Regions from separate parts of the Homo sapiens genome. Here region 1 is linked to region 2. Evidence: chromatin loops called from intact Hi-C (ENCODE). Cell type or tissue: heart right ventricle. All regions are shown on one strand. Links, peaks and the distances in the headings refer to the core of each region. The heading gives the core; the rest is flanking DNA. Region 1 overlaps DGKB (diacylglycerol kinase beta). Region 2 holds the start of DGKB (diacylglycerol kinase beta).

Region 1 (10,834 bases), core at 870-8,869, 180 kb before region 2:
CTAAATTGAGTTTACTAGCCACCAATGGATCAAAAATCACAGTCTGAAAAAACACGGCTTTGGGTCTTTCCATCCTTTTTTATTTTTAATTTTTTTTATTTTTTTGAGATGGAGTCTCGCTCTGTAACCCAGGGGCTGGAGTGCAATGGTGCGATCTTGGCTCACTGCAACCTCTGCCTCCTGGGTTCAAGTGATTCTCCTGCCTCAGCCTCCTGAGTAGCTGGGATTACTGGTGCGGGACACCACGCCCGGCTGATTTGTGTGTGTGTGTGTGTGTGTGTGTGTGTGTGTGTGTGTGTGTGTATGTTTAGTAGAGATGGTGTTTCACCATGTTGGTCAGGCTGGTCTCGAATTCCTGACCTCATGATCCATCCACGTCGGCCTCCCAAAGTGCTGGGATTACAGGCGTGAGCCACCATGCCCGGCCCCTTTCTTTTTAAAATGAAGTCTTATTTATTTCAAATGTGGCTTTATGTTTTACATTAATTCTACTTCTGTTTATAAAGTTATCAACAGAGACATATATTGTAAACGGAATTTCCTTTTTAATAGAAGTATCAGTGTATGTCTAATACAAACTAATAGTTATTTATGAACCAAAGAAGGCAGGGAATTGAAGACAATCCTGAGCTTTAAAAAAAAAAAAAAAAAGACCGGAATAATTGAAACTAGCCAACTAAAGCTTAGCCAGCTGCAGGAATAAGCAGTTCCAACTTATGATAAAAAACATTTTGGCGCTGACCCTTGACATGACCATAACTTTCAGACTTGGAGAACACAGCACTTGAATTATGGTCGGATAAGCTATGACCTAACTCATCCTGCTGATGAGCTAATCCTCTTTTCCAATGTTTCCCCCTGTGGTACTGAAATGATTTAATCAGCTTGATTTAACTCCTTTATAGAAAAATTCAGAACAAAACAAAAAAGAAAGAAAAGAATATGCTCTGACATTTATTTGAAAGAAAGCCAAATATATTATAGATCTTCACTTATTTAGAACATGGCATGACCATTTGTACTTATACAACTAAGGTAGATGGTGTTTAATTATCAGCTTTCACCATACTGAACACAAACAATTGAGAACGTAAGGATCACATAATTTTGTCTTTTCTGTATGTAATGTATAAATCGAGTATGAATGTACACATATAATTTGTATTTAGCATCACGTTTTTGAAGGAATATGCTACTGTACTAAAATTATTTTTGTTTGGAAAAATGAGTAATATTTTCCATTTTCTTTTCATGAAATATTGTTAACTGAACACTTAAAGCTGTATCATGTATTTATCACATGGAATACGGTTAAATGAATATTTAAAGCTGTATCATGTATTTATTTCCATGAAATATTATTAACTGAATATTAAAGCTGTATCACATATTTAATTGTGTCACAGTTTTACATTTAAATAGCTTAAAGCTTATATAAAAGAAATATGGGCATATATTCAATCTATACATTGAAGAACTAATCAACTCTTCCTTAAGTCCAATAGCAGCCAAATTTGAGAGGTAAAATATATATTTTTGGAATGATTTATAGAGTGCACTGAAGAAGAAGATAAAATGTCAAAGACCTTTTATTATTATTACTTGATAAAAAGAAAATTGTAGAACAGGACTTAATTCTTTAAAACTATTCTTTTTTAAAAAGTTTGAGGCTCACAACAAAATTGAGACTGTACAGAGATTGAACACTGCTTTATATCTTTCCTTCATTTTCTTCACTCAAGTCTTGCTTACTTCAAATATCTCTCTGTGTTTCACATTAATTCTACTTCTGTTTATAAAGTTATTACCCACTACACATGCATATTCCTCCCCACTACCAACATTCTCCACCAAAGTAGTACGTTAGTTACAACTGGTTAAACTACATTGACACCTCATTACTATCCAATCTCTATAATATACATTAGGGTTCTCTTTTTGTTGTATATTCTATGAGTTTGGACAGGTGTATAATGAAGTGTCTACCATTATAGTGTCTTTCAGAGAAGTTTCACTGCCCTAAAATATTTCTACTCTGTTTATTTATCTCTGCCCTCCCAACAATCTCTGAACCTTTCATTTTCTCCCGGATTTTGCCTTTCCCATAGTGTCATAGAGCTGAAATCATACAGACTGGCTATTTAGACTGGCTTTTTTCTGTTATTAATATGCATTTACATTTCCTCCATGTCTTCTTATGGCCTGATAGCTCATTTCTTTTTATCACTGAATAACATTGCATTGTCTGGATGTACTACAGTTTATGCATTCATCAACTTGATTAAATTTTGAGGTGTTTAATTAATAAAAAAGCTTGGCCAGGCACCGGAACTCATGCCTGCAATCCCAGCACTTTGGGAAGCCGAGGTGGGAGGATCACAAGGTGAAGAGATCGAGAACATCCTGGCCAACATGGTGAAACCTCGTCTCTACTAAAAATACAAAAATTAGCTGGGCGCGGTGGTACATGCTTGTAGTCCCAGATACTTGGGAGGTTGAGGCAGGAGAATCGCTGGAACCCAGGAGGTGGAGGTTGCAGTGAGCCAAGATCATGCCACTGCACTCCAGCCTGGGCGGCAGAGTGAAACTGTCTCAAAAATAAATAAATAAATAAATAAAAATAAAAAAACTCACAGATTTATTCCTGCTCCTACCACCTCCCCAAGATCAGCCCACTTTTTTTAAATGTTTCTTTATATTATATTTTCATTTAGTTTTCTGAAAGCAGACCCTGGTCCTCAATCTATCTCCACAGGAGTTATTTTTACACCCTACTCTACCCTTTATTTATTTATTTATTTATTTATTCATTTTTTTTTCTTTTGCCCTTTCCCTAAATCTGGCTGAAGCTCACTACTTATCTTCCTCGATTGCAGTTCACTACCCTGAAAAAAGTCCTTTTTCCTTTTAAGAAGTTTGCACTAATCTAATGGTTATTCAGAAGCTTAGGAGACAACATGTACGGCAACCAAAAAGTTGCAAGCCTGACTTCTTGACTACAGCTGAGATGGTAAAATGATAACATGAAATAGTAAGTGAGATCCTTTCTAGCAGCAATAGCCTCTGGTGAGGAAGCTCAAAATTCTATTTTTAATTAACAAAGGCCAATTTTACACACCCAGTCATCAGTGAAATTCTCTCTTTACAACTAAAATGAAACATAAAGCTGGGCAAAACAAAAGGGTTTGTTTGTTTTTTGGCCTCAAGTGATCAGAGCTAAATATTGCTTCAGAGTAAATATTGCAATTGACACTTAAAGTAGTATAATCTGCAGATTCTTCTACTTGCCCTAGGCTATACTACTTTAAATATTTCATCACAAAAGTGAAGCAAATGTGTGTGTGTGTATATATATGTGTGTGTGTGTGTATATACACATACACACACATATATATGTGTATGTATATACTACAATAGTACAAAATAAAGTGAAAAGTAAGCATTGTAATTAGAGCGTATTAGTCTTTTAGGAATAATTATCTTGTACTTAGCATTTATTTCTGTTAAAATAAGTTCATTATATATACACATACATACATACACACATACACATTCTTTTCTTCAAAGCTTTAGTTATAAAAAGTAGTTAGCATTAGTCATATCGAATGTTGCCTATGATTATCACATTTCTAAGCACATGATTTTCATTATACTCCAATCTAGACACTTCATTTCTTGAAACAATAACCTCAAAAGTTGTATTTAATAGATAATTTTAATTCCAGCTTCAGGTTCAATTATTAGCAGATAAGTTTTGGGTAGCTGTTAAATTAGTGCCTCTGGTCCAGTTTGTTTCATTTTCAAACACTTGCATTTCATATAATGTAAACAGTGACATTTTCTCTATTTCTTAATGAAATAGTCAAAAACAATAACATGGATCACATTTCTAAATTTATAAGGCAATACAACACTGGCAATTTAGCTTTTTCTTTTAAAATATTGGTTCAATTTACAGAAACGTATCAGATTTATTTATCACATAGTATAATTATATTTCCAACATCCATACTATTGGTCATAATGAGTAGCATAGATAATCAGAATAAAAATAGTTGATATTAGTATTGTCATATATTTCATGATTTTTACACTTAATCTTTCAACTATGCTTGTTGTAGTATATTATAATTATCTTTCATTCTTTATGTTTACCCAAACCGGCAGCAAAATTAGGTAGATGGCATTTTCAGTGAATAAGAAATGTAATAGAGATGGTGATTCCTTATAAAGAGAAGACAGACTGTGAGATACAGTCCCTGATATGAAACTGGGATCAGACAAACCTCTCTGAGAACATACTCTGGTTTTCATCTGTTTGGACATTGGCAAAAACCCCAAACAAGCAATTACAGGGAGAAGGACTTAAAGTATAGGTCTTTGGGGATAACGTTTTAAGAGCAGAGTAACCTCTGTGAAGGAACAACATTAATAACAGCTCTGGTTGTGTGCAAACAATACTTTTGTACAGTGGTCTTATTTGACCCTACAATTCTGTTTTAAAGATGAGAAAGTGGAAAGTCAGTAAGTAAACTGTTCGTGATCATATACCAGTCAGTCAACGGAGCAAAAAGGTGAAGACAAATCATCTCATTCCAAACTTTGGACTCTTTTTAAAAGCAGTAAAAATGAGATCTGTCTACACCAGTGTTATCCAATAAAATTTTCTGAAGGCTGAGTTCAGTGGTTCACACCTGTAATCCTAGTGTTTTGGGAGGCCAAGGCAAAAAGATCATTTGAGTCCAGGAGTTTGAGCCCAACCTGGGCAAAATAGGGAAACTTCATCTCTATAAAAAAAAATTTTTAATTACCCATTTGGGGTGGCATGCATTTGTAGTCCCAGCTACCTAGGGGGCTGAGCAAGAGGATCACTTGAGCCCAGCAATTCAAAGTTACAGTAAGCTATGATCACACCACTGCAGTCTGGGCAACAAACAGAGCAAGATTCTGTCTCTTGAAAACAAAAAACAGAAAACAAAAAACAAAAAAACTTTCTGCACTCTTCAATACAATAAAATTAACTACCTATGTCTATTTGACCAAAATTATTAATGAATTTAAATTTAAATAGCAGTGGATAGCTAGTGGCTACCATATCAGGTTGTGCAGGCTCTATACTGTATGCAGATGGATAATTGAAAGTTATTTAAATTATTCTCAGTAATTTGAATATATATAAGTATGGGACAAAAATAATTAAACCACCACATATTAAAAGAGCCCATGATGCCAAATTTTCTGTATTTATCACATGAAAAGAAATTCCAATAATCTCCTTAAATTTCACTGTACAGATATTGTTCAGAATGTATAATATCTTTAAAACAAAAAGGATATGTTGATTTTTTTTTTTTTGAGATAGGGTCTCACTCTCTGATGCCCAGGCTGGAGTGCAGTGGCATGTTCACTACAACCTCCACCTCCAGGGTTCAAGAGATTCTCCCACCTCAGCCTCCAAGAAGCTGGAATTACAGGTGTCAGCCACCACATCCAGCTAATTTTTGTATTTTTTGGTAGAGACGGAGTTTCACCATGTTGGCCAGGCTGGTCTCAAACTCCCGACCTCAAGTGATCTCTGTACCTCAGCCTCCCAAAGTGCTGGGATTACAGGGGTGAGCAACCACGCGCAACCAATATGTTGAAATTGAACTTTATGCTATGTATGCACACCAAAACATTGAAACATAATTTATTTAATGAATAATGGTAATGACTGGCATTTATTAAGCATTTATAATGTACACAATACTATTTCAAATGAAGTACATGTATCCTGTTTTTCTTCAGTCTCACAATAGTTAATAAAATACATACACATATTATCCCCATTTTACATCTAAGAAAACAGAGGAGAGAACAAGTTGCACAGGTACGACTCAAAATGCAGTCTGAATTGGAGTTTTATTATTTATTTATTTTTATTTATTTATTTATTTATTTTTGAGATGGAGTCTCACTCTGTCGCCCAGACTGGAGTGCAGTGGCGCAATCTGGGCTCATGGCAACCTCTGCCTCCCAGGTTCAAGCGATTCTCCTGCCTCAGCCTCCCAGGTAGCTGGGATTATAGGCACCTGCCACCACACCCAGCTAATTTTTGTATTTTTAGTAGAGACGGGGTTTTTTTATGTTGGCCAGGCTGGTTTCTAACTCCTGACCTCAGGTGATCCATGGCCTCCCAAAGTGCTGGGATTACAGACGTGAGCCACCGTGCCCGGCCAGAATCGGAGTTTTATACTCTAAGCATGATTCTGTGAGGCTGGACAGAGAAAAATAAATCAGAGGAAACTGTCTTCTGCCTCTCAATAAAAGACCTTTGTTTTAAGAGTCTGGTTTTCAAGACTCTTAAGGGTGGATACATTGATTAAATCATAAACATTTGAAAGAAAATTAGAAACCATAGCCAGAGCTAAGAACTCTAAATTTTCATCTTCCATTTGGCCCATGTCTTGGGCCATCCATCATAATATGTTTGTGAACATGTATTTATATGTGTGCTTGCATGTGTAAACATGCACATATATTTGCCAAATCTTTACGTATGATTTTTCTTATTGCTCATCTGTGTTTTTGATAGATATACAACTAGCCCTTTATAATCATAAACACAATAAATATTCAGGACCCTTAAGATTAGTCATGTAAAACCAGACCCCAGGTACTGAGGATAAAGCATGGAACAAAGCAGGAAAATCCCATTTCCACAGAGCTTTCATTCCAGGGGATCAAAGCAAGTGTCCAACACCATTGCATATTTTCTAGCTATGACTAGGTGTTTTTATGAGTGAAATAATGTTATGATGGATTTGGGCCTCTGCAGGGTATTAAATCTCTTATTTCCTTTTGCTAGAATATTACAAACTGTAAATAAATATTTTTGAACATGAAAGTACAAAAATGTTAAGACAACACTATTATTTAGTATGCAACCATTAAGATGAAAATGAAAATACAGAAACTCCTGTGTGTTGGGTGAATAAATCTAATAATAAAGTAAAGGTGGAAAATTTGAGGACCAAATTTTACTTGGAATATTCAGATGGAAGAAAAAAGAAACCTGATTATTCAAGTCTAACATATTAAAAACCATTTAATGATTAAAGGAGAGACTTGAAGAGAAATCATCCCTTACTGGCAGTAATTATGTTAAAAACAGGACCACAAAATTATTGCAAGGAAGAGGTTGGCAGGATAAAATATTTTTTGAAGTAAAATAATCTGTGGATCATTACTTCTAATGACAATAATTAGAAGTATGAATTCAATACTACAGAGGTACATCAAATGTAAAGGTTGATATAAATAAATATGAATTGGCCAGTAGACAGAATTTATTTCATCTGTATTCCTGGAGCATTTCTGTGTCAGTAAGTTTATTACCTCAACAGTAATAAGTATATCGACATTAAGAAATACACCAATATATTTTAAATATCTACTATGTGTCAGGAATTCCCCTATCTCATAGTCACACAAGCTATGTAGTCTGTTCAGTTTGTGTTTTGGGGACCCTGACTTTCCTTGTTTGCATTGTGGAAACTGAAATAACTGATCAGTTATAAAAGACCTGTTAAGGTACAGCACAGTAATAAAAAATACACATACACACATATATATTTAATATCCTCAAGACAGTCCTAATAAGAGAAATATCTTCTCAGCACAATTAATGAAGTATACCTTTCAGCAAGAACATTCAGTAAGTCTATTTGGTGAAAGAACATTTCTCCCAAGGTTCAAGTATCTCATTCTCATTGTACAATTTTCTGTTCTTAATTGATTAACTTCCTGACAGACATTTTCCTTTTCTATCTAAAATAAGTACTTGGGGCGTGACTCAAATGCACAGAAAACATAAAATGACATAATCCTCCTATTGATATTATAGCTTATTGATATGTGTAGCATCACAGTGCAAATTAACCATTGCCTCATCAAACAAGCAATGGGAGAGTTGGGGACCAATGATAAGGCATCTAATTTTTTTCAGAGATAGCTGTTACTACTCTCAATCTGAAATATCTTCTGGACCCTTTTATACCGTCAGCCTCATTCTCCTTCATGATAGCTGCCACCTCACTAGCAGTGTAATTATTTTCTGGCTTAAAATCTCATAATGGCTTTCCGATTTCTTCTGGATAAAATTCACAACTTAGCATGACAGGCAAAACTCTTCCCCACCTGGCCTTGGCTACCTCTCTCGCCTCTTCTGCAGAAGCACAACTGGAGTCCAGGCCAGATCCAGACCTCTCAGTGCTCCTAACAAGTCTATCTTCCTCCAGTCTCCTAAGGTCCTTGGGGCTTTGACCTTGCCAGGCCCTCTTTCCTCATTCCACTCCAGGCCATGCCCGATACTTACAAGGTCATGAGCATCATCTGCTCTGGGATGAACAGAAATGACCTTTTTGAACTCCTATCTTAGTTTAAGTGAATCATGAGGATCCCACATTCCCAGTCATCTTCAGCCTCAAGCTGCACTTTCCAGCCTCCTTTTTTTTTTTTTTTCTCTGAGATGGAGTCTCGCTCTGTCGTGCAGGCTGGAGTGCAGTGGCGCCATCTCAGCTCACTGCAACTCTGCCTCCCAGGCTCAAGCAATTCTCCTGCCTCAGCCTCCCGAGTAACTAGGATTACAGGTGTGCACCACCACGCCCAGCTGATTTTTGTATTTTTAGTAAAGACGGGTTTCACTATGTTGGCCAGGCTGGTCTCAAACTCCTGACCTTGTGATCCCCCCACCTCAGCCTCCCAAAGTGCTAGGATTACAAGCATGAACCACTGTGCCAAGGCTCCAGCCTCTTTTTGTATACATTTTTGCCAATACTACTTACTACCATCTGATATGGTACACGTATTTACTTTTCTGTATGTCTGCCTCTCCCCACTAGAATGGAAACGGGTTTCATTTTCTTTCTTTTTTTTTTTTTTTTTTTGATGGAGTCTCACTCTGTTGCCCAGGCTGGAGTGCAGTGGCGCCATCTCGGCTCACTGCAAGCTCCGCCTCCTGGGTTCACGCCATTCTCCCGCCTCAGCCTCCCGAGTAGCTGGGACTACAGGCGCCTGCCACCACATCCGGCTAATTTTTTGTATTTTTAGTAGAGACCAGGTTTCACCGTGTTAGCCAGGATGGTCTCGATCTCCTGACCTTGTGATTCGCCCACCTTGGCCTCCCAAAGTGCTGGGATTACAGGCACGAGCCATCATTTTGCTCACTGATGTATCCCTAACAACTTGAACAGTAAATATCAATTTATAAGTGATGAATTTTGAATCTATGAATACTGAATGTCTTACAGTTCATACATTGCCCTTTGATGGGACATTAAAAAATTTTTGAATAGAAATGTGTATGTTGATTTCTCTCCTTGGAACTCCTTTCACATCCTTTCCCACCCTTACTTACTCCCCTCTCCAACTTTACCTGGATAACTCCAATTTACACTGGATGACTCCTGCAACGGTTCACCTCCTCTTTTCCTCTAGTTTTATTTGGGCTCCTGTAGGCACCTCACTCTTTTCTCCACATAGTCAGTTCAAAAGTGGTTTACAATATTTATTTTATTATAATATAACTGAACACATAATTGTTCATCTTTTTGCTTGACTTTAAAGGATCCTCAGCTTTCCTGTGGAAGTTCTAGCATATAATGAGTTTAAATAAATAGATAGGATGCATGAATTAATGAATGAATAAAATAAATTACTAAATGGCACACCTATCAATTGAGTGCCTATTATTATTTAAAGGGGGCTAGGAAAATCTTCTCTTTCTTTCTTATAAAACAATTAGGAAGAAACAACAACAAAAACTGTTACGCTGACCTGCAACAAGTACCAGACATTTTCTATTACAGATGCAACATTTTGGACATTGTGTAGTCCAACAGAAACAAACAGTATGAGTGTTTAAATGAGTTAATATACTATATTACGTCCTATTTTAATTACTATATTATTAAAGAAACTAACAGTTACTAATAATTGCTGTTGATTGCTATCTTATATGTAAAGAAAGGTAATTTCTCTGAAGGCAGTTAATTCAGTTAATGAATACTAAATGGTTGGAGTTGGCATGGGTGGCGATGGAGAAGGGACAGGGATGCTACAAGGGACAAATGGTGTCTTGTAAAAGTACCAGAGTGCCAGGGTTTCTTCCCAGTTGCACACTCCAGGTGTGCCATCTTATTAATCATTGAATTCCTAGTATGGAACACACCGCGTGCTATTTAATTAAGACTGACACTTTAGCTGAGGCTTTAAGGAAGCATTGGGTTTTCATGCGATAAGGGCAAAGAAACATTATGTAAGAAAACTCAGTCCTGAGTGAGAAAAGCAGGTTTAAGTCACAGCAAATAGTTGGATATGGGGTGCATAGGGCAGGGAGATGGAGCGAATAGGGCTGTAGGCAGATGCTATAGCCTACGTGACATGGTGCTTCATGGCCATGGAACTCTGATTTTATCACCTTCTTCACTGTGACTCTGGATCCTGGAGTCTCATAAAGGTTACTTCAGGTGGGAATGAATGTCTCAAAAGGTGGGGATGACTGCAACTCCATGTACTCATGTATCTCCAGCACCCATGCCCTTCACTAAAGCAACTCTGCTTTAGCTAGCTTTACATATTGAGGATTTAAGTTTGCTTGAAAAATAAGTTTAATTAAAAAATGCTCTGACAGTTGACAGTGAAGGCCTGAAATTTAGAAACCCAGGAGTAATATAATCAGGCTTCTGTTTGAAAGAACGTTTTGGAGATGGGAAGTCAGGGCCTGCTCTGAGAGCCTGCTAATTGATAGTTTATGATGAATTAAACTATGACACTGGCAGAACGTTTGGGAAGA
Region 2 (10,834 bases), core at 2,005-10,004:
CAAGAGCAAAACATCTTTGATGAACCACTTATTCTACTATTTGGGTTTTTTTCCCTCCCTAAATCTATGTTAATAACCTGAAACCAGAAAATAGGTATCAGTAAAAATTTTAATTTTGTGATATGGAAATAAATATTTTATCCATCATATTCCAAAATATTGCCCCACGTATTCTAAATATGTAACACCACAGAAGGTAATAAATGTGTTCTGAGTAATTTTATACTAATCATGACTTCTACTTATTAAAATACACACTTGCTCTCAGACATCATAGTTTTTATTTGAAAGCCAGTTCTCTAGTCTTTGGTGGGCAGGGGGCAAAGGCAAAATATTGTGGAAGTGGGACTACCTATTCCTTCAGCGGATAGAATTAGAGCCTGTAATACAGTTCATTAAAAGAAGTGTTTATTAAGCTCCAATATTATATTAGACACTGTGTTAAGCACTAAACTTCCAAAGATAAATAAGGTTGAACCCCTTCCTCAATGTAAAAAACAGATTATTTCAATTCTCTGTGGCATATTCAATAATAAAGGCAAGCACAAGTTTCAGTGGAACCATATAGAAAGACTGTTGGGCCCGTGGTAGAATCCAACTAGATACCTCAAAGTGTCATGATACTAGAGTAGGAGATTAAAGGACAAAAACACATTATCAAATGAAACACATTAGCATGGAGAGCGGGCAGAGGAGTTTGGGTGTCCAAAAGTAAATTACAGAGAGCCAAATGTAAGCAGAGACAAAGAAGGTGCAACATTGTGCGAACTGTGGAGGGTTATAATAAGCCAGTTGTGGTTAATAGTGGATTTAGATCCTTTTGGTTAGAAGAGTGGTCTCCAGAGCTAGACTGCCTGGGTTCAAACCCCGGCTCTATTCCTACCAGTTTGTAACTGTGACAAGTCACTTAACCCTGTTGTCCTTCAGTTTGCTCTTTTATAAAACGGGAATGAGGATAATAATTATCCCATAAGGGTATGATCAAGATTAAATATGCAAGATATTTATAAAGGCAAATGCCATGTAGTAAGCACTCAATGAAAGTTACTATCATTATTTTTAAACTAGAAGAGGAAGGGAGCCAATGAGCAAGAGAGCTGATTTTAGCACCACATTCAAAAATCAATCCTGAAAACTAACTCTATTCCCAACCCCAACCTGAAGTGTCACAAATGACAAGAGAATGAATCAGGGCCAACAATGTGAATGTATTTGCAAAGCTCTGTCACCACATACACATCTGACAATAGCTCAGGAGCATCCAGTTCGCTTATGGAGCGAGTCCATTTATTCTCTGATTTTGAAGGTAACAGCTTTTGTGCTCCTTGAATCTATAGTGATCGGCATATTGCCAATCAAAAATAACTGAGTTGGGGACATTGTGTTTCAAGTTTACAATGCAATACAAATTCCCTGTTAAAAGGCAAATCCTTCATTTCAAATTGTTGACTCAGAATATCCTTAAAAAAGAATTTCGGCTGTTTAAATTTAGCATGCTGAGAAAGACCAATCTTAAAATATTGTTTGGCTCTACGCCCATAACATTTTCACTTTATTCTTTGTTAGTGTTTGTCTTCTGTGATAAGACAAGTGACAGTAATCATGTTAGTCTCTGTAACACTTCACATTTTACCTAAATGAACCATTTTGTTTTTATCCTCACCAGTTAAAGATGGCTTTTGCTTCCTGGCAAATTTTCAGAAAGTGATTGTGCAAGAATCAGCGATATGTCCAACTACTCTTTTACCTCTTCAGTCAGCATCTGGCCTTTCTCCGCCACTTGTCTTTGAATCATTGTTTTTCCACTTTTAAAAAGAGTATGTAAAGGAGATTATCTGATGACTAGCATAATCTAATTTTTATAATAAGACTTTACAGCTATTTAAAGAGATGTTTTGAGTCTGCACTTTATCTGTGACTAAAGATCTCTACCCTACACACACACCCCAAAGAGTTTGTTATTTAGTGTCCCTCAGGACAAAGAGTGTGGACATATTTTTGGACCAGCCTTCCACTATATGATTCCCTTATTTTCTTTTTATACCTCTCTGTGTTTAGATCTTCCAACTTTTCTCCTCTCATATTAACTGCATTATCTTCCATTTCCTTCCTGGAAATGTCCCCATGTTCATTTTCAGAGTTTGGGTAGCCAAAGCAAAGCCTGAAATTGGAATCGTGAGTGTGCCAACTTTGGATCTGGGGTCAATGCAGGTGGATTCCAGTTTAGGTGGATCCAATTTTGGGTATCATCAGAGAAGGAAGATCTCTCAAGCACTATCCACCCACGGCATCCACAAAATAATATGCTCAACCCCACCCTGATCCATAGTAGAGTACCATTTTAATTTTTTTTAAGTAGCAAAGCAGTTAAGAATTAGAGTTAGTCACATCGAGTGGTAAATTCTAACCCAGCATTCACTAAATACGTTGCTTTCAGAAATTTGTTTATTCCCCCTGAGTTTGAGTTTTTTCTAAAGGGGAGAAAATGCCGTCTCCCTCCTGTGAGGGGCATATGTAAATGAGAGAGCATATGTAAAGCTCTTGACACAGTATGTGCAACTGCTGCACTCAAAATAACTGCCCACTACTACTCATTCGTTGTGTGACGAACAAAGCACATGAGAAAATAATCCAGGGCTATCAAGTAGTTGAACCTACTTCATAGTAAATACCCAAGATATTGACTATGGTATTGGGACATAACATATGTGACTCACTTGATCAGAATTTGCGTTGGTGTTTTACAAGAGAAAGAGAATGCTATTGCTGGAAGAGAGGCAACAGGAATAGGCTTCTTCACTATTTTTCCTGGAGTTTGCTCTGGGCAAGTGCTCCTCGGCTAGAGGTACTACTCTTTAGAGAATACTGCAACAGTATTGTGCATATATAAATACAGCTCTGTTCCTGAAGGCAGCCAGAAGAAACATCCAGGAGAGGATCATCTTGAAATGTCATTTCAAGCCTATAGATCACATCATAGTCGTTATCAGTAGGCAGAATTAGATTTCGCGATCAGCAGCTATCTTCATCTGGCTTGTCTGACTACAACTCTCCGTTCTTTCAATAGTGTGCAAGAAAAAGCATCAGTCATAGGATACTAGTTCAGACACTATCCCAGCAAAACTTACCAATGGTTTTAAATTGTTAAAACAATTTAAATAATTGTTTTATTACACAAATGATTTTTATAATCTTCCCAGTCATAACTTGAGCTTTGCTTACCAGTAGGACAAGAAAGTATGAAGCAAAGGCATTGCCACCGCTCAACTCCAACTACATAAGTTTCTAGATTTAAAAAAATTTTGTCAAATTTTTATCAGTGCTCTTAACCTAATTTTCTTCCTCTTTAGCTACATAAAGATTTCAGGTAATAATAGTTGACTCTAGAGTATTAGGGAACTGCTTGCAAATTTGCTCCAACCATATTCTTCTATTCTTCATATAGACTTTTCGTTTTCTTTCTCATTGCTGTCAAAAATTTTTAACCACCCTCATGTATGCACTATTGTAGCAAATATATTCCCTGCATTATATTTTACTCAGTGATTCACAAGGTCACATGTAGACTTTATGCACAGGGATACTATGTATGTGTGTGGCATGGATCGCCTATAACAAATTGGGCACTCCAACAATGCCAAAAAATATTAAGTAAGCCTTTATACCTGGAGATCCCCGTGATGAGTAGAAAATTAGCCAAGACTATTCCAATGACATTCTTGACGTGTTTTATTTTTGGTAAAAGCATGAAGATTTGGTGGATTAGAGAAAGAGTAGCACAATTTAAAACTGAAATTATAGGATAAGAGTAGTCCTTGGTTACCCATTTTCTAAAGACAGAGGATTTCAGAATTACTTTGTTTTTCACAATTGTTATTTCACAAATTTTGAAGCTTCTTCTCCTATGGAATATATGCTAGCCTATGGACGTATCCAGATTAAAATCTTACATTCTCTTTTAGGTAATTTCTGTTTTGTCAATAATTTTTCTTGGAGAAAAATGTACTAATACAGTGTTTTCTCCAATGATCCTCCAACTAAGTCTAACATTTTTGTGTAATATATGCTTTCTGTTTGAGGGATTTCCACCCCCCCCCACCCCCCACTGCCCCACCACCACTGTAAAAATCTGGTCAATGCAAGAGGACCTGGTTAGGTACCCCAACATTTTTAACATTAATTATTTCTGATTTATTTTCTAGAAAAGACCTTCAGTATTCTGCTTGCATTCATGTTTATTTGGTCATTTGCTTTACAATGGACTGGTCCTTGCTGACCTGTTTTTAAAAGAGTTGGTTATCTGCAATTTGAGCAACCAGTTGAAGTTGTTTTATAAAAGTTTTAAGCCTTCATTTTCTGCCAGTGAACACAATGCTGCTTGGTTTCTAAGTATAGAGCCATCTATGTAAAAATCGCCACTTTAAAATCACAAGAAAGAGACTGTTCAGCAAGTGGAGGAGATTATTGCAGCAGGAAGAAACTGAGGGGACCCTCCATGTGGCACCCACTGAAGAGTATTTGAATGTTTATCATATCATCAGTGTGGCCTAGGCTGTTGCCTAGCAGTTATCTAGAGACCTACTTCACGTTTTATTTTAATTTAATAAGGTAAATCGAAGACTTTTGTTTGCTTGCTTGCTTGTTTAGTTCACAGATTAGGAATAAATCTGGACTGGAACTTGTAACAATTAACTAGGGCATTTGAAAGTCCAAGCCAGCCTCTTTATGAATTACATTTTGAAAAGACAAGCTGCTATCTCATTGGTAACTTTCAGGAGACCACTCTTGGAATTAAATTTAGAAAACATTTATCAGTTATGTTGCCCAAAATCACAATGGACAGGGCACTTTCTGCATAGCTAATACACAAGCGGCATCCGCCTGCAAATCACAGAGCACCCCTACTATAGCATAACTAGGACAGGAGTCAGGGAGACGAACCGATTTAACATTTCATGGAGAATTCAAAGCTATGCTTCTCTAACTTTCCTCCCCATTTCTTCCCAGCTTCCCTTCCCCCGCACCACACACCCAGAAGCCACTCAATTTGCCAACCATGTCCAGTTTAACTTACTGCAGTGTGATGCAGGCGAAAGCTGAGCGCATCTCTGAAGCGAGAGCCACTGCTTTTCCGGAGAGGAACTGGGACTAGCCAGTTCTCAGGATCCTTTCCAATTCACACGCTCCCGGCACAGTAAGAAGGCTCCCACACAGCTCGGCTTCCCCAGAGGAGTGGAGCTTCAAGAACTCTGCTCACAGCATCCTCCTCCCCACTGCCACCCCCTTCCAGAACACCCGGCCCATTGGAACTAGTGTCTGAAAGATGGAAATCTACTTCCAGGCAGCAACACAGGCTGCCTGCAGTTCACCCGTCTCTGATCATTTGCAACTAAAAAACAGCGGAGGCTGAAAGACGTAGGTTTCCGGAGCCTGAAAGTCATCTTTGGCGTCCCCCTTCCCCACCTCTCACTCCTCCCACTTCATCCCCGCTCCTCTATCGCGTCCACCCCCAGTCCTCCAGACTCCCACTCAAGCTAGCTATCACAAATGATTATTTTATCATCCAAACCAGTAAGCAGCTGAAGGAAACAATTTGTCAGAGATGAAATACCTGTTGTCCATGACTAACGCTCTTCTTCAGTCTCTCTTAGTCCTTGATTTATGTCAAGACGCGTTGATATTGGAAGTCTGTGCAGTGTGTGTGTGTGTGTGTGTGTGTGTGTGTGTGTGTGTGTGTTGAGGAGGAGGCGATTTGCGCGGCTGCAAGCACCAGCCCTGCCTATCTCTGGCTGCCGCTTCTCCAGCTGCTATTGCTACTCTTGCTGATGGAGCTCAGGGGAAAATGAGACAGGGAGACAAGGCTATACAGCTGTTTAACTGCTGGTCCAGTTATAAGACAGGGGAGGAGACGGTGCAGGTGAGAGGCTGTTGAGACAGTGAGCTGGATTCACTGCAATTACTACCACTCACTATACATCTCAGGGAGGAAATATGATACCCGTCTCCCCTCTCCCTTCTACAACTGTAGTCCTTGGTGGGTCATTGTTCAGCAACCATCTGCCGAAGCCACTTCTACCAATTGTAGCAGCTGCAGACGCTCTTGCTGCATTCCGGCTTGGTAACCTCGGAGCAGGTGACTGGAGGATGGATGAAGTAGAAAGGCAGTTAAATATTGGGAGAAACTCTATGTATGTGTAACCAATCAGGGCACAGATAAAAATAACAATTTTGAGGCACGTGTGTAAAATAGTGTATTAGGGTAAGAAAAATGTAAGTAAGTCAATAATCAAGATTTTTGTGGACTGTGTACAAAACCAGACAGTTATTAAGCAGTGTGCTTACCAGCTTATACACGGGGTATCTTGACATAGAAGTCCCGTGGTTGCTCTTAACTTATCTATATAATATTCTCAATGATTTCAATGCATTAACATCTCTCTGTCAGCTACAGACTCTGGTAAAACCAACTTGATTCTGTCTTCTATTAACTTTCATTTGCTCTCCTTATTGGCTGCTCTCATTAATCTCCAACATATTCTCATAAAAAATATGACATTCGGCAGAACTTAGAAATGGAAGACGTTCTCAAATCCCCCAAAGAATAGAATACTTCTTAATTACTAGTAACATTTGCTCTAGTAATAGTCTGTCTTCACTTTCTTGTTCTGTAGATTGAGTAATCATGAACAACCCCTCCTAAATACACACACACACACACACATCACTTAATTGAATAGTACTTTTAATCCACTTTCAGCCTCCAGTTGTCTGAGCTAAAAATAAACTTAATTCCTTTTGATTTTATTTGTAATGCACGCCTTTAATTATTTCTGCCTCTGAGTACTTTTCATATTGGCCATATTTTTTCCCAGTTGTTAGGGCTTGTGTAATCAGGGTTAATCAGGGTTAAATTAAACAGAGGGGGAACACGGAAGAAAGAAAATATAAGAAAAGACCCAGAAGGAAGAAAATAACCCAAAAGGATTAAATAATACATCTTTCCCTGATGTGTTTATACTGCCTTTAGCTAAACAAAGACCAGTTAATGAGCAAAGCATTTATCAATTATCCAACAAATATCAATTTGCCAAAGCCAGCCTAACTTCAATTTTAACAGATTTTATCAGAGGCTAATATTTTGTTTTAAAAATCATATAATACCTTAAATGCGAATAGCATCCAGAATTTTTTAACGTCAAAATTCTAATTAAACATGATGCCAAATAGCTATTTTTCTCTTCATTTGTTGTCTGTCCATTAAATAATTATTGTATCACACAATTAATATTATTAACAGTCTGAAGAGTACCTTTTTTATACTTGTGTACACTGCAGTGTAAGGAAGTAGGCACAAGAAGTCTCTAGCACATAGAAATACATTTTGATACAAAAGGCCAACTTTATCCACAAATGGTATGATTTTAAACTTGCCCTGCTCAACAAATTCATCCCTTACTATAACTAGCAGGATCTTGCCATTTGTAGTTTAGCAGGGTTTTCTTTTTGATCTTTTTGGTTATTGTTTTTTGTTTTACCTTTACTCCCATTTTGAAATTAAATCATATTTAGGAAGAGCACTAACACTCTAAACATTATTGAGAGACATAATTTATTAGCTATCTTCATTATAAATAAGAAGGAGTCTAAACATCTGGTCTGGGTAGAGCTGGAAGAACTACAAGATGTTAAAATAATTGGTAATGAGTATTTAACATCCATCTTGTTAGTTTTTTTTTTTTTTTTTTTAACAGCTTATAGCATTACTAAGATTCACTTTAAGAAAAAACCACTCTCTTAAAACTACAAGGTTTGGTAATGGAGGAAGAAAATTTTCAGTTAAGGATTGGTGATTGAATCTTATTCCTGACTCATAACTCAAGATTTTCCATTTTGTGGTAAAACTTACAAATCACTCCCTTACAACACTGTGCCCATTTCTCCAAGATGCTTCTCTGCTCCCATCACTAGATTTTCAGAAACTTCATGGGAATCTGTTTATCATTCATCAATCTAAAAAATAAGAGAAAAATGAACTTGCTCTATACTCATTCCTCAACATAATCATCAATTTGTGAAAATATATAGAAACGAATCATATTAATTTTCATCTACATCTCCTTCATCATCAAAACAAGTATTCCCAAACTAAATTTTGTAATTTAATGATAGTCATTTACTGAAGAGAACCCAAAAGTTTGCAAACTGTACAACAGCAAAAGCAAGCCATGTTTGCTTAGTTCATTCATGCGTCTCTAGCATCTACCAAAGTGCTTAGAAAGTGGTATGTGCACAGTAAAATAACGTTTGAATACGTGAGTGAATGAATTAATCTGTGAGTGCAGGGCATTGGGAAGATAAGTGAGCTGGAAATAAGGGTGTTTGAATTCTTTTCGTCTTTTTTCTGCTGCTAAATAACTGGCACTTTAAGGATGTGACTCACTTCTCAGGGTCTCTAAGTGTCCTTTCATATCTATCACTCACAGGCTCCACAGAACTGCACAATAATGCCTGTCCTTAAGATTCCTCCAAAATGAATTTTCTACTATACAAACTCAATCAATAAAGTTATCTAGAATCTAATTTCCTGAGGGGGCTTTCAGGGTCCTATTTAATCCCTAAGAAATTCACAGCTCTCTCTCTACTCCCCTTTTGACTTCTAAATCCCTACCTAGTCTTGTGATTACTGGACTAGAGCCTTAAAAAAAAAACAAAAACAAAAACAGATTGCTACACATTTATGTGTGCTTGTTCCTAAAATGTTGGCCTTATATCAAGGATTACAAGCAAGACAACTTTCATTTACCTTTCATCACTCTTAATAAATTAATTCTTAAACAAACAAAATAAATGATGAGAGACAGCACTTAAACTGTGAAGTATCAGAAGTTATTGACATTAGATAGAAATCTATCTTTTTTCTTTTTTCTGTCTTTTTTTTTTTTTTTTTTTTTTTTGAGATGGAGTCTCGCTCTATTGCCCAGGCTGGAGTGCAATGATGTGATCTCGGCTCACTGCAACCTCTGCCTCCCGGGTTCTAGCGATTCTCCTGCCTCAGCCTCCCAAATAACTGGGATTACAGGCGCATGCCACCATGCCCAGCTAATTTTTGTATTTTAGTGGAGACAGGGTTTCACCATGTTGGTCAGGCTGGTCTCGAACTCCTGACCTCGTGATCCACCCACGTTGGCCTCCCAAAGTGCTGGGATTACAGGCGTGAGCCACAGTGCCCGGCCTCCAGAAATCCATCTTTAATCACAGCACTGTATGTAAACTGGTGCTTAAAAATTACTTTGTCATGTTAATGTTTTTCAACAAACATTTATTAAACATCTATTATCTGCAAAGCATTGGGAAAAGAAACAGTTCAATAGGATATAGCTTTATCTTTTAAAGAATATACAATCCCATAAATAAAGGTATTCTCACTTTAAATTTTTTATATAAGTATTTTATCTTTCAAAAAAAATAAATTGCTCAATAATTTAAATCCTTACCAACTTTGGCTTTAATCATGAGAGGATAGCTACTTCCTAAATTTAACAAAGTGCCATACGGGAGCTTTTCCACTGGTTTTAAATCAATGAATCAGTGGGACATAAGCTGGAAGGCTAGGAGAGATTCAGAAAAGACATGATATTATTGCACTCCCCTTGAAAAGAATAATGATCATAAAATATGGGATTTGATAGGCCTTCAGATCTCTTTGGGTCCAATTCTCCTCTTTTACAGGAGAGGAAACTAACAAAATAGATCACCATCACTAATTTCTGGGCAGGCCATTTACAGGCCTTTCCACTGGACTTCCTGGCTTTGTCACAAAACAGACGTGCTTCAATTCCCAGCTAGGTTAATTACTGGCTCCATGATTTTGGGAAAATAATTTTTTTCTACACCTTAGTTTTCTCACCTATGAAATGAGGATGCCATAGCACCTACCCCACAGAGTGGTTGAGAGAATCAAATAATGTGTCATGTGTGAAGCACATAGCACAGTGCCTGGCAGCATTCTGCATGTGCGCTTACATGTATACGTGCATGAACACACACACATGTGCACAGGGGTAATGGTTTCCATAACTGTGTGCCCTGTCTTCATTGAAACCATAATTTCTGAGGTTAATATTTAAGTATATGACTTTCAAATTATTCTTATTTCTTTATACATGAATATGTAACTGAATGGTGATGGCAGAATCTGAATGATTCTTAGGGGCAGCAAGCTTATTGTTGACCTAGTAGGCAATTTTAAATCAGAAAGGCAATTCTTCCTCTGCTTCGATGAAGGTACCTGGTATTATAAAGTGGTCTGAGCAATGATAAGTAATATTAATTAGGGGAGAAGATATTCAGTCAAACTTTCTGAGCCACCCACAATGTGTGAAGTCCTAAGCTGGACACATAATTAAGGAACCACAGAAAATGCAGCAAAACACGATTTAAAGCACAGCATAGAAATTCTGTGACAGAGAAATTGTAGTTGTCCAACTGAAGTTTTATGTGGAAAATTAGCAGACTGTAATATAGCCCAGCCATTTATTTGGCTGTCTCAGTGATGGATGTGGAGTAAACTATAATTGATTTAGCAATGGTCATCCACACAGTGTTCCTGAAAATGTCCACGTTTTATACTGCATGACCTCACTTTATTATTTAGACCAATTGTTTAAAAAAAGAGAAGGCATACATATTGTGATTTTATTTTATTTTTTTGAGAAACTACATAGGCCAATTTAACTAGTTCTTCTATACCCACTCTAACCCTTGAGCAATATCCCATCACTCTTTCTAACACGCTGGAGGCCATTTAGGTGTCTCTACATTAGACTTAGAGGCC

What was found. A loop is a pair of places that touch in the nucleus more often than their neighbours do. Peaks named below come from ENCODE experiments on the same cell type or tissue, not always from the same donor. Only the 100,000 strongest peaks of a DNase experiment are listed, where the experiment ranks them.
Region 1: a loop joins it to region 2, with 3 times the contacts of the local background. A loop is called at or near these places in 4 of 110 quality-filtered maps.

What each region holds. Positions count from the first base shown.
Region 1 is chr7:14,720,216-14,731,049 of GRCh38, forward strand. All of the region lies in intron 5 of DGKB (diacylglycerol kinase beta), which reads right to left. Among named protein-coding and RNA genes, the nearest start is that of DGKB, 180 kb to the right of the region's middle. In heart right ventricle, for the core only: no CTCF peak of the experiment used is centred there; no DNase peak of the experiment used is centred there.
Region 2 is chr7:14,897,518-14,908,351 of GRCh38, forward strand. DGKB (diacylglycerol kinase beta) reads right to left here and starts at 5,234. Exons shown (of 26, transcript NM_001350709.2): 1 at 5,075-5,234. In heart right ventricle, for the core only: no CTCF peak of the experiment used is centred there; a DNase peak (open chromatin) is centred at 5,214; H3K4me3 peaks cover 1,866 bases; H3K27ac peaks cover 312 bases.